2 separate regions of the Homo sapiens genome follow, and region 1 is linked to region 2. Evidence: chromatin loops called from intact Hi-C (ENCODE). Cell type or tissue: gastrocnemius medialis. All regions are shown on one strand. Links, peaks and the distances in the headings refer to the core of each region. The heading gives the core; the rest is flanking DNA.

Region 1 (6,142 bases), core at 3,643-6,142, 60 kb after region 2:
TCAGTTTTGATACATTGCATTTTTAAAGGAATTTGTCCTTTTTATGTATGTTATCATATTTGTTAGTGAAAAGTTGTTCATAATATCCCTCTCGTCTCTTTTTTAATGTCTATAGGATGTGTATCAGCTCTATTATTTCTGAAATTGGTTATTTGTGTTGTGTCTTCTTTTTCTTGATTAGTCTTCCTAGGGACTATGTCAATTTTATTTAATCCTTTCAAAAAACCAAGTATTAACCTGTTGATTTTCTACATTATTTTTCATTTTACTGATTTCTGTCTTTATTATTTTATCTTTACTGGGCTTTGGGGGATTACAATATGCTTTCTTAACCTATCACAGTTTACTTATAATTAATATACCATTTCACATACTATGTAAGGAGAACCTTACCAGAGTGTAATTCCATTTCTTGCTTCTTTTGTGCCAGTGCCAAATACTTTACTTCTACATACCATAGTCAGTCACCTTTCATTTCCCTACATACTTACTATTGATGGTGCTTTTTTTGCCTTCCTGTATATGCAATTTAGCATCCGGTACCATTTCCCTTCAGTCCAAAGAGTATATTTTATTATATATTGTAGTTCAGGTCTTTTGTAACAAATTTCCTGTTTTTTATTTATCTGAAATATCTTTATTTCACTATTCTTTTTGACATACATGGTTTATGCACATAGAATTCTTTCTAAAAGCACTTTAAGGATGTCCCATTGCCTTCTGATCTTAATAAAACATGAAGTATTAAATATTTTTTTTTTGAAAGGGAGTCTTGCTCTGTCACCCAGGCTGGAGTGCAGTGGCATGATCTTGGCTCACTGCAACCTCTGCCTCCCGGGTTCAAGTGATTCTCCTGCCTCAGCCTCCCGAGTAGCTGGGATTACAGGTGCCCACCACCATGCCCGGCTAATTTTTGTATTTTTAGTAGAGACAGGGTTACACCATATTGGCCAGGCTGGTCTCGAACTCCTGACCTCAGGCAATCCACCCACCTAGGCCTCCCAAAGTGCTGGGATTACAGGTGTGAGCCACTGTGCCCAGCTGATTCTTGGTTTCTTTTAACTTGAGTTCATTGACATGTTTTCACACCCTTTGAATGTGAAGTTTTCTAGATTCCTCTGTTTTCAGTGTGCTCTTGGATGCAGAATATAGTTGCCTTCTGTTTTGTAATACAAGTTGATGGTCTTTGTCGTTTTATGTTTAACCAGTTTCTAATTTACATTTGCTCTCCACATGCCATCTTGCTTTATTTTTTTTAATATATGCTTGTACATTGTTTTTCTTTTACTATCTTTTGTTATATAGATTATGTATATTTATTTATTTTCTCTATGGAATTTTAAGATATAAACTCTATTTTTAATTTAATTACAGTTTAATTTTTTAATGCATTCTTTAGCTCTTTAATGGTCTATCTCAAGTATAAAATAGTCTCTGCAATTCAGGAAAGAAAACTAGAAAATTTCATTTTTTTTTTCACTTCCCATTTTATGTATGAGATTTCAGAGGTTGCTGATTACTATAATTCTCATTTGAAAGCATTATCTTTTCTTTCTGAATGAACTATGGTATTTTCATAGTTCTTTGTAACTGTAAGTTTGTGAAACCAAATTATGTATTTAAACAATGTCAAATTTCTATTCTAAACTTTTTATTCTACTTCCTCTTTACTGAGCCTGAGTTTTCCAAAATTGTTAGTTTCTTATGACATTCGAGTTCATCTTTGGAAGACATTTTTCAGGATAAGTATGTGGATTGTATACTTTATGAAATTTGCATATCTGGAATTCTTTCCATTATCTTCACACATGTATGACATTTTGTCCAGGAATTTGAGGGTTCCCAAATTTTCCTCTCAAAAGTCTGTATGGATTTCTCCAATATCTTTTAGCAATTAATCTTGAAGGACAGCAGTCTCAACCCTCCCTGGTTCTTATTTCCTTTGAAAATAACTTACTAGATAGTTTTCTTTGTATAATAAGCTTTTCAATTCTCCCTGTGAACTTTAAAACATAATGTTAATTATAAAAATTTAATTTAGAGGCCGGGCGCGGTGGCTCATGTAATCCCATCACTTTGGGAGGCCAAGACGGGAGGATCACGAGATCAGGAGATGGAGACCAACTGGCCAACACAGTGAAATCCCGTCTCTACTAAAAATACAAAAAAAATTAGCTGGGCCTAGTGGCAGGGGCCTTTAATCCCAGCTACTTGGGAGGCTGAGGCAGGAGAATCGCTTCAACCTGGGAGGCAGAGTTTGCAGTGAGCTGAGAATCGTGCCATTGCACTTCAGCCTGGGCAACAAGAGTGAAACTCCATCTCAAAAAAAAAATTAATTTAGATATTAATCTAGTCTTGACAACTTATCAAAAAAGCAAAAACCAAGACGAAGCTATTTAGAGAGCATTTTCCAAAAGTATAGAGTAGCAATGGGATGGAAATTATAAGCTACTTTAGGGCAATATGTGTTCTGCTAGAGAGCTGGCAGTAAACAAGAGTGTGACATTGTGATATCATGAGAAATATACATTGGCTTCTGTCCCTAGTTCCCGGCACAGAGCTCCCCAGAGACTTGTAATTTCCTAAGTGATGGTAGGAGCATCTTTTGTTCTAATACTTGGTCTTTGATCACGGTTTCTCACACGTAACTCCTAAATCCCTCGCAGTTCCTTGAGTGACAGCAGTATCTTTTGTTCTAATGAGGTGATGCTTGCTGGGTTCCTCAGTAGCCTCAAGATGGGGTCAGGTCACCAGAAAGACCAAACTTTGATTAGAAACTTGGAATTTTCAGACGCATTCTTCATCATCCAAGAAGGGAAGACAGGCTGGAAACCGAGTTAACAATTGGTCCTGCCTACGTCATAATGCCTCCACAAGAAACCAGTAACTGAAGGGCTTTGGAGAGCTTCCGAGTTGGTGGCCATGTGGAGGAGCTGGGAGAGTGGCACCCCTGGAGAGGGTGTGGAAGCTCCGTTGCCTCCACCGTCTTTTCCGCCTGCTGTTCCTGAGTTGTATCCTTTTATTATAAATCTGCAACCTAGTAGTAAACTGTTTTCCTGAGCTCCATGAACTGCTCTAGCAAATCACCAAATCTGAACAGGGGCTCAGGGGAACCTCTGATTTATAACTAGTGGTTCAGAACCACAGGTGGCAACCTGGACTTGTGACTGGCGTCTGAAGGCAGTGGGCATAGTGTTGTGGGACTGCCTGAGCCCTTAACTTGTGGAATCTGATGCTAACCTCAGGTAAAAAGTGTCAGAATTGAATCAAATTAGAGGACACCCAGTCAGCAAATGTTGAGAACTGGATAATTGATGGGTGTGTGTGTGTGGGGGAAATAATCCCACACATTTGGTGTCAGAAATGTGTGAGTATAGGAGGAAAAAGTTACTTTTCTTTCTTTTTAGGAAGGGGAAAGAGGAGGGTAGAAAAGAATAAGGAAGAAGAAAATACAGTGGAGATTCCTGGCTAAAACTGGTTGGCTCATGTTTACTCAGCTTCATGGGTTTAGATTCAGTTAAGGTACTGGAAATAAGATCACAATAAAATTTCGTTTTTTTTTCTATAGAGAAAGGTCTAGAGATATTTTTGAAAATGTGATATGTATGTTTTACTATTTTGTGAACATTGTCCTTTATATTATATTTCAGTCCATAGGCTTCATGTATTTCAGAGTTACATTTGTATATTATTTAAACACGTTTATTGAAGTAATAATATCATACACCTAGTGTATTGCTATGTTAGTAAATATAGTGTTTATACAAGGTAGGTAATTAAGATATAATATTACATATCTACAGACCCAAAATAATATAATGATTATGGCTCAGAGTATGTTATACATTATAAAACTAATAACCTTTTGAAATAAAGATTGATTTTCTATAAACTCAGCCATCCACCCCCCAAAAATACAGAAAGGAAAAAATAGTCTTTCTATATATTGTGACATTTTTACAATTTCCAGAATTCCATGGAGTCTAATTTCTGCTGGGATATTTCCTCCAGGCTGACATTGGTTTCAGAAGGACGTATAGTTGAACCAGTTCTTGATAAGCCTGAATCTTTATGTGCTGCATGTCTGTAAGCTGCCCTCTCAAAGACCTGCTCTCCTCACGTGCTGCAGAAAGAAAATGACGTGGACAGAGACAGAAATGTCACAATCTACGCTCAGCTGGTCTGGATTATCCAACTTCTGAGGTGTATCTGCCGGCTGTCCCTGTATCCCATTATAAATCATCTCCTTGTTGAACATCAGGCCAGACTGGGGTCTGATTCATTGGCTGTATGTGGCTACCTGGCTCCAGGAGGAGCCTCTGTCTCAGTCCTGTAATAGTCATCATGCTTTAAGAAACCTTCACATTTCTGAACAGTTACATAGTGTCCTCAGCTGAAGAAAGAGGAAGTCTGGAGTCCATTTCCGGCAGTTAGCAGGGAGCTGTTTTCCTCTCTCTGACATTAGCAAGGTTTGTCAGCTTGTTAATCTTTAAGGGGATTTGGGGTTGAAATTTTTTGTGGGGTGGACTTTAGGGTGGATAATATAGTCAAAGTTCTTCAATGTGGTTTGAGGGAATAAAATAGATGCCCATGTTTTTTATGGCTGTAATTCCCACTTAGCCTTGGGTTTCAACTCCCAAGTTTATGTGAAAGGAAAACCACAAACTATTGGATAGTGTAAGCGCTATAATAGTAGTCTCTACCTTTTTGCTTGATGACTTCCAAGAATGTTTCCATAATTCTGAGGTAGCAGAAGCAATCAATAACTGTACTATAAATTACATGTGCATTGAGCATTCAAGCATTGTGGAGTCTGGGTCTCCCCAAGGCCACGGTTAACTGGTAAGGTTGGCCTGGACACATTTTCTTCCTTTTTCATTATTTCTCTGCCTGCTGCCTAATAGCCAGTTAAGATTTGGTGAGAAAAGCAGAATTAGGGAGTAACTAGACTAACCCCCTTTCAAGGGAAAGCTTTATTCTGATAAACCCCCTTAACTTGCAAAAATCACATCTGGGATTAGAAGTGAAACAGAAGGGAGGGAAAATTTCTCCCACAGGCACTTGACTCTACCAGTCACACTTAGCAATTATTCTTTGACAAATACATATTTGTCTTACACAAAGTGGTAGAGATGTGCTGCATCTGGCAAACATCACATAAGCCTTCTGTATGGCTGGAACAATGATGCTTTTGTTTCTAGTATTAGATGATGGAGAAGGAGTCAGAATGACATTTACCTCTATAGATACCATGCTCAAGCTTCCTCTCCTTAGAGCAGACAGAAGGCTTCTAAGAAGTGATCACCTTAGGTGTTTTCTGGAGAAGCGGTGTGCTTAGAACATCATGCTCTTTCTCTGAAAGTGTAATTTAAACCCTACTTCACGGACAATTGTGGGTGTTGAGGAAATGCATAAGAGTGGAAGACAGAGGGGAAAGGAATCAGATCTCTAACTTGTATTTAAACTAGAGTCACTTTGTTTTTAGCTTTTTAAAAATTGGCTTTCTTTCTGTCTCTCTTTTCTTCCCTCCCTCCCCTCCCTCCCTCCTTTCCTTCCTTCCTCCCTTCCTTCCTCCCTCTCTCCCTCCTTTCCTCCCTCCCTCCCTCCTTCCCTCTCTCCCCCCTTTCCTTCCTTCCTTCCTTCTTTCCTTCCTTCCCTTTCTGACAGGGCCTCACTCTGTCACTCAGCTTGGGGTGCAGTGGCACAATCTGAGTTCACTGGAATCTCAAACTCTTGGGCTCAAGAGATCCTCCCTCCTCAGCCTCCCAAGTAGCTGGAACAACACATGTGCGTCACCATGCCTGACTCAGCTAGATTTTTTAATTTTGTAGAGATAAGGTCTCACTCTATATCCCAGGCTGGTCTCCAACTTCTGACCTCAAGCGATCCTCCTGCCTCGGCCTCCCAATATTGGCTTTCTAAACAAGATTTAATGTAAAGAAATAGTTCCACCGCTTTAAAAAAGAAGGGTAAGAAAAACTTAAAAATCACATCCATAAAATGACACTTTGCTTTTCAGGTTTTTATTCCATACCTTTGGGGACAGCGACAGTCAACACCAACTTGTGGCATGGGATGGATTTCTACCAAAAGCCTCTGTGAATGTGCTCTGAGAAGTTTCTACAGAGTCTGACAGGGCCTC
Region 2 (3,838 bases), core at 1,339-3,838:
TATTTATTTCAAGGAATTCATGAATGTTTTCTAAAACCCGTTTCTTCTCTGATATTTTATGTCTCTTGCCTTGCTCCTTTATGGATCTTCAAGGTGCTTGCCATAGTGTCTTGGCTGCACTAGGTGATGATTAAATATCTATTGAATTGAATTGTACTGAAGGTCAGACATTAATTTGAGGCACAGAGGTGAAACTCTGGGAATCAATCACGGATGAAAGCAGAAACTTTTCTATAACAAAGACCTTGTGGAGGACTAGAAATCATCCATGGAAAGTTTTTGGAGATTTCTTTTTCAAAAGAAAGCACTTTAATACAATACAATTTCAACTCCTACTCTCACAAACTTGATTTCTATTATGTTAAAATTGGTTTCATTCTCCCAAGTTTTTTAATGTTCACGTTGTTATTAAAACTCCTGGGTCATCCTACCAGTGGGGATTGCTCTCTGCATTTTATCATTAATGCATTCCTGCAGGTGGAGGCACTGGAATAGATAGGATGACCTGTAAACCAGTAAACCAGACAGCAGCAAAAGAATGTGGTACCTGCTTGGTGTACTCTTGGTTCCCTCCTCCAAGACCTAACTGGGCTACCCCAGGCGCAGACCTCTTCCAGAATGCCTAGCAAAAGGGATAACTTGGAAAAGGCATCCTTTGATTCAGTTCTCTGACAGTTCCATGGCCCTTTAATTCTATGCCTAACAGTCCCTTGTCTTTACACTACAACTTGAAGTTTTATTCTTTAATAACCCAAATTTAGTTCTTGTCTTTAAAGGAGCTGGGAGGGCCTGGTTGATACTCTCAGGTTTCACTGAGGGTTTTTTAAATTCAATCTTTGTATTTTAGAGAGGGTAAAGTATCAGAAAAAAATATTCTTTTTTATAACCTCCATTTGATTTGCCTTGCTGAATGAGTAGGAATGATAATCTGCATACATTAAGAAATATGAGACATTTCACTTATTTGAATCTTTCGTCTGAAAGATGGAGAGCTGTGAAACTTCCAAGAAGTCTCGTAGGAGGTGGAACTGGTCTCTTCCCTGAGGTACTGGCTGAATGAAGGGTGGTTTTGGTTTTTGTTTGTTTGGCTGCTGCATCTCCTTTATTACAAGTAACCTGCCCAGATATCGAGGAAGCTCCTTCAGAAGGCATAGCCATGTTTGCTGACTTACTGGTCTTGACTGCCAACCACACTACACTGAATTGTCTTAGGCTCTACACACCTAGAAAGAGAGAAGTGTGTGAAGCAGGACAGAGGCTTAGAAATCCTTTGTCTCCCTCATGAGTCCCCATACTTTCAGTACTTATGAGTCTACTAGGTGTCCATACCATCAGAATCAATAGGCCCATACAATCAGTCAGTCTTCCTGGTGGTCAGCCATGAATTCCAAATGCTGGCTCGTTCACTCAACAGTTACTTCCTCGACACCAACCCTGTGCCACAAAACATTGGGTTTGAACAGAAAGAAAAGACCTGATCTCTTCCCCTAAGTGGTTTTACTACATATGATATCCACAAAATAAGAATCTAAGAATAAGTATAAATTAAATATTAGCTCATTAAGTCAGTTACCGTTGATTCACAACTTGAAGTCCTAGATACAGGAGAAACTAAAATTTGACCTACAACCATCTGAGGAATACATAACTTACAGAAACACATCTTTCACATTCTGTCAAAAAATCCAAAAACATAATTCTTAACTGCTTGCAAAAGAATCACTTGGCAAATTTGTTTAAAATGTACATTTCTCGGCCATGCACATGGCTCATGCCTGTAATCCCAGCACTTTGGGAGGCTGACGCAGGCAGATCGCTTGAGCTCAGGAGTTTGATACCAGCCTGAGAAACATGTGAAACCCCATCTCTACACAAAAGAAAATTTAGCCAAGCGTGGTGGTGCGCCTGCCTGTAGCCCCAGCTACTCGGGAGGCTGAGGTGGGAAGATCACTTCAGTCCGGGAGGTAAAGGCTGCAGTGAGCCATGATTGCACCACTGCACTCCAGACTGGGTGACAGAGCAAGACCCCAAGACCCTGTCAAAAAAACAAACAAACAAACAAACAAACAAACAAAAAAACACCCAAAAATGAATATTCCAGATATGTAGTTGAGAGAAAAAATTCCAGGGACAGAAAGACCATACATTTTTGTAGTATATGTGTGTAAGATTGCTTGTTTAAGTATAAAATCTCTGAAAAAAATACATAAACAAATAAACAAACACCCCCAGCTTACTGTACTTGCATTGTGGGAGGAGACCTGGGTAGATGGGTATAGGGAGACCGGAAGATTTACTCTTCGTTGAACCCTCATCTGTATGTCTTGAATGTTGTACCACGTGGATGTATTTCTTAATTATTCTATAAAAATGTTAATTTTTAAGAAGAAAAGAGTGAAAGATAGTAATTATTTAAAATAAGCATTTCTGGGCCCTTCCCCAGACATTTGGATCCTAAAGTTGTGTGTGTAGTGGAGTGGAGGGGCCTAAAATTGGAGTTTTAACAAACAGTCTGTGTTAAAATGATACACGTGCTTTAAGGACCACATTTGAGAAACTTGCTACCACTTTTGGGAGCAAGAGTGAATTCAGTTATTCATCAAACAATAAAGGAGAGTGTACCTATCATAGTCCAAGCACTGTGATGAGCACATAGAATAAGGTGAGACTAATGTTTAGAGGGCAGGATACAGATGCAATTATTTCACTGCAATCATGGGTCTCAACATTTAGCATGAATCAGATGAACTAGGAGGGGTTGTGAAACACAGATTACTGGGCCCCACACCCAGAGTTTTCCCCAGTAGTTCTGGGAAGGGGACTGGGAATCTGCAATTCTCATATGATCTAGGTGATGGGGAGGCTGCTGGCCCATGAACCATATTTTGAGAAATTCTTAAACATCCCTGAAAAGTAATTAACTGGATCCATTTGCATAGATTTTAGGAAGTATTTCAGGATATGAAACTCACTACTCATACATAAAACATTCTTCATTAAAAAACAGAAGCTAAGAGTTTTCCATATGACTACCATTTATGCAAACCCTACAATGACATTGACATTGAATCTTTCTGTAAGTTCTTGAAGAAAGCTATCACTTTCTTCTCTTTCTTATTACATCTTCTGACTCTTAGGCAGAAGACCTAGTTTCTGCTTTTTTGATTCCTCTCCTCTTAAGACCCTAGAATCTATTACTATTCCTCTTGCAATATGGTTATCAAAAATTATTGAGGCCTGAATCTGAGGTCTTATCCACTCAAGGTAAAACAATCCCTTGACCTTTGTTCTGGAGGCAGCAATGTAGGCTGGTAGAAAGGGCTGTCTGACATTGACCCTAGCTCTACCTCTAGCATTACAACTTGGTGAAGTTAATTTGCCATCTCTTTCTATTCTATTTAGACTCAGGCTAAGCCTCTCCTTCCTTCTTATCTCTCTGGTAGTATCCAAGGACCAGCCTCCTTTTGCCAAAACCAAAAGTCCCTTGTATATGAACATGTGCCAGCCGATGCAATTCTGATTGGGCTCAACTGGGACTCTCTGCAACAGCATCATGATAGCAATAGCCTCATACAACCCTCAAAAGAGTAGGCAGTGATGGCAAAATACAAAGGGCCCATTTTGACAGGGAAGGCCCATTGTGCCCAAAAAACACTGGGTGGGAAAGAGGGTACTTTCCACTTTCTGCAACTGATCAGAGCACTAGTGGATGGAGGCAGAGACAGGGGTGCCAAGGCATTTGCTGTAGTTACCAACGACCTCCTTTCTCCCAGAGGGCCCTGGCAAACAGCGAAAGTGGTGAAGTACTTCCCTGAGATGGTACTGGGATGAGACTTAC

Evidence for each region. Hi-C counts contacts between places; a loop is a spot of excess contacts. Peaks named below come from ENCODE experiments on the same cell type or tissue, not always from the same donor. Only the 100,000 strongest peaks of a DNase experiment are listed, where the experiment ranks them.
Region 1: it touches region 2 in a loop (7-fold over the local background); 4 of 110 quality-filtered maps call a loop at or near these places.

Annotation. Positions count from the first base shown.
Region 1 is chr17:13,383,839-13,389,980 of GRCh38, reverse strand. LOC105371543 (a long non-coding RNA gene) reads left to right here and starts at 2,915. Exons shown (of 5, transcript XR_934238.3): 1 at 2,915-3,011; 2 at 4,377-4,469. In gastrocnemius medialis, for the core only: no CTCF peak of the experiment used is centred there; no DNase peak of the experiment used is centred there.
Region 2 is chr17:13,444,059-13,447,896 of GRCh38, reverse strand. No RefSeq gene overlaps it. Among named protein-coding and RNA genes, the nearest start is that of MIR548H3, 98 kb to the left of the region's middle. In gastrocnemius medialis, for the core only: no CTCF peak of the experiment used is centred there; no DNase peak of the experiment used is centred there.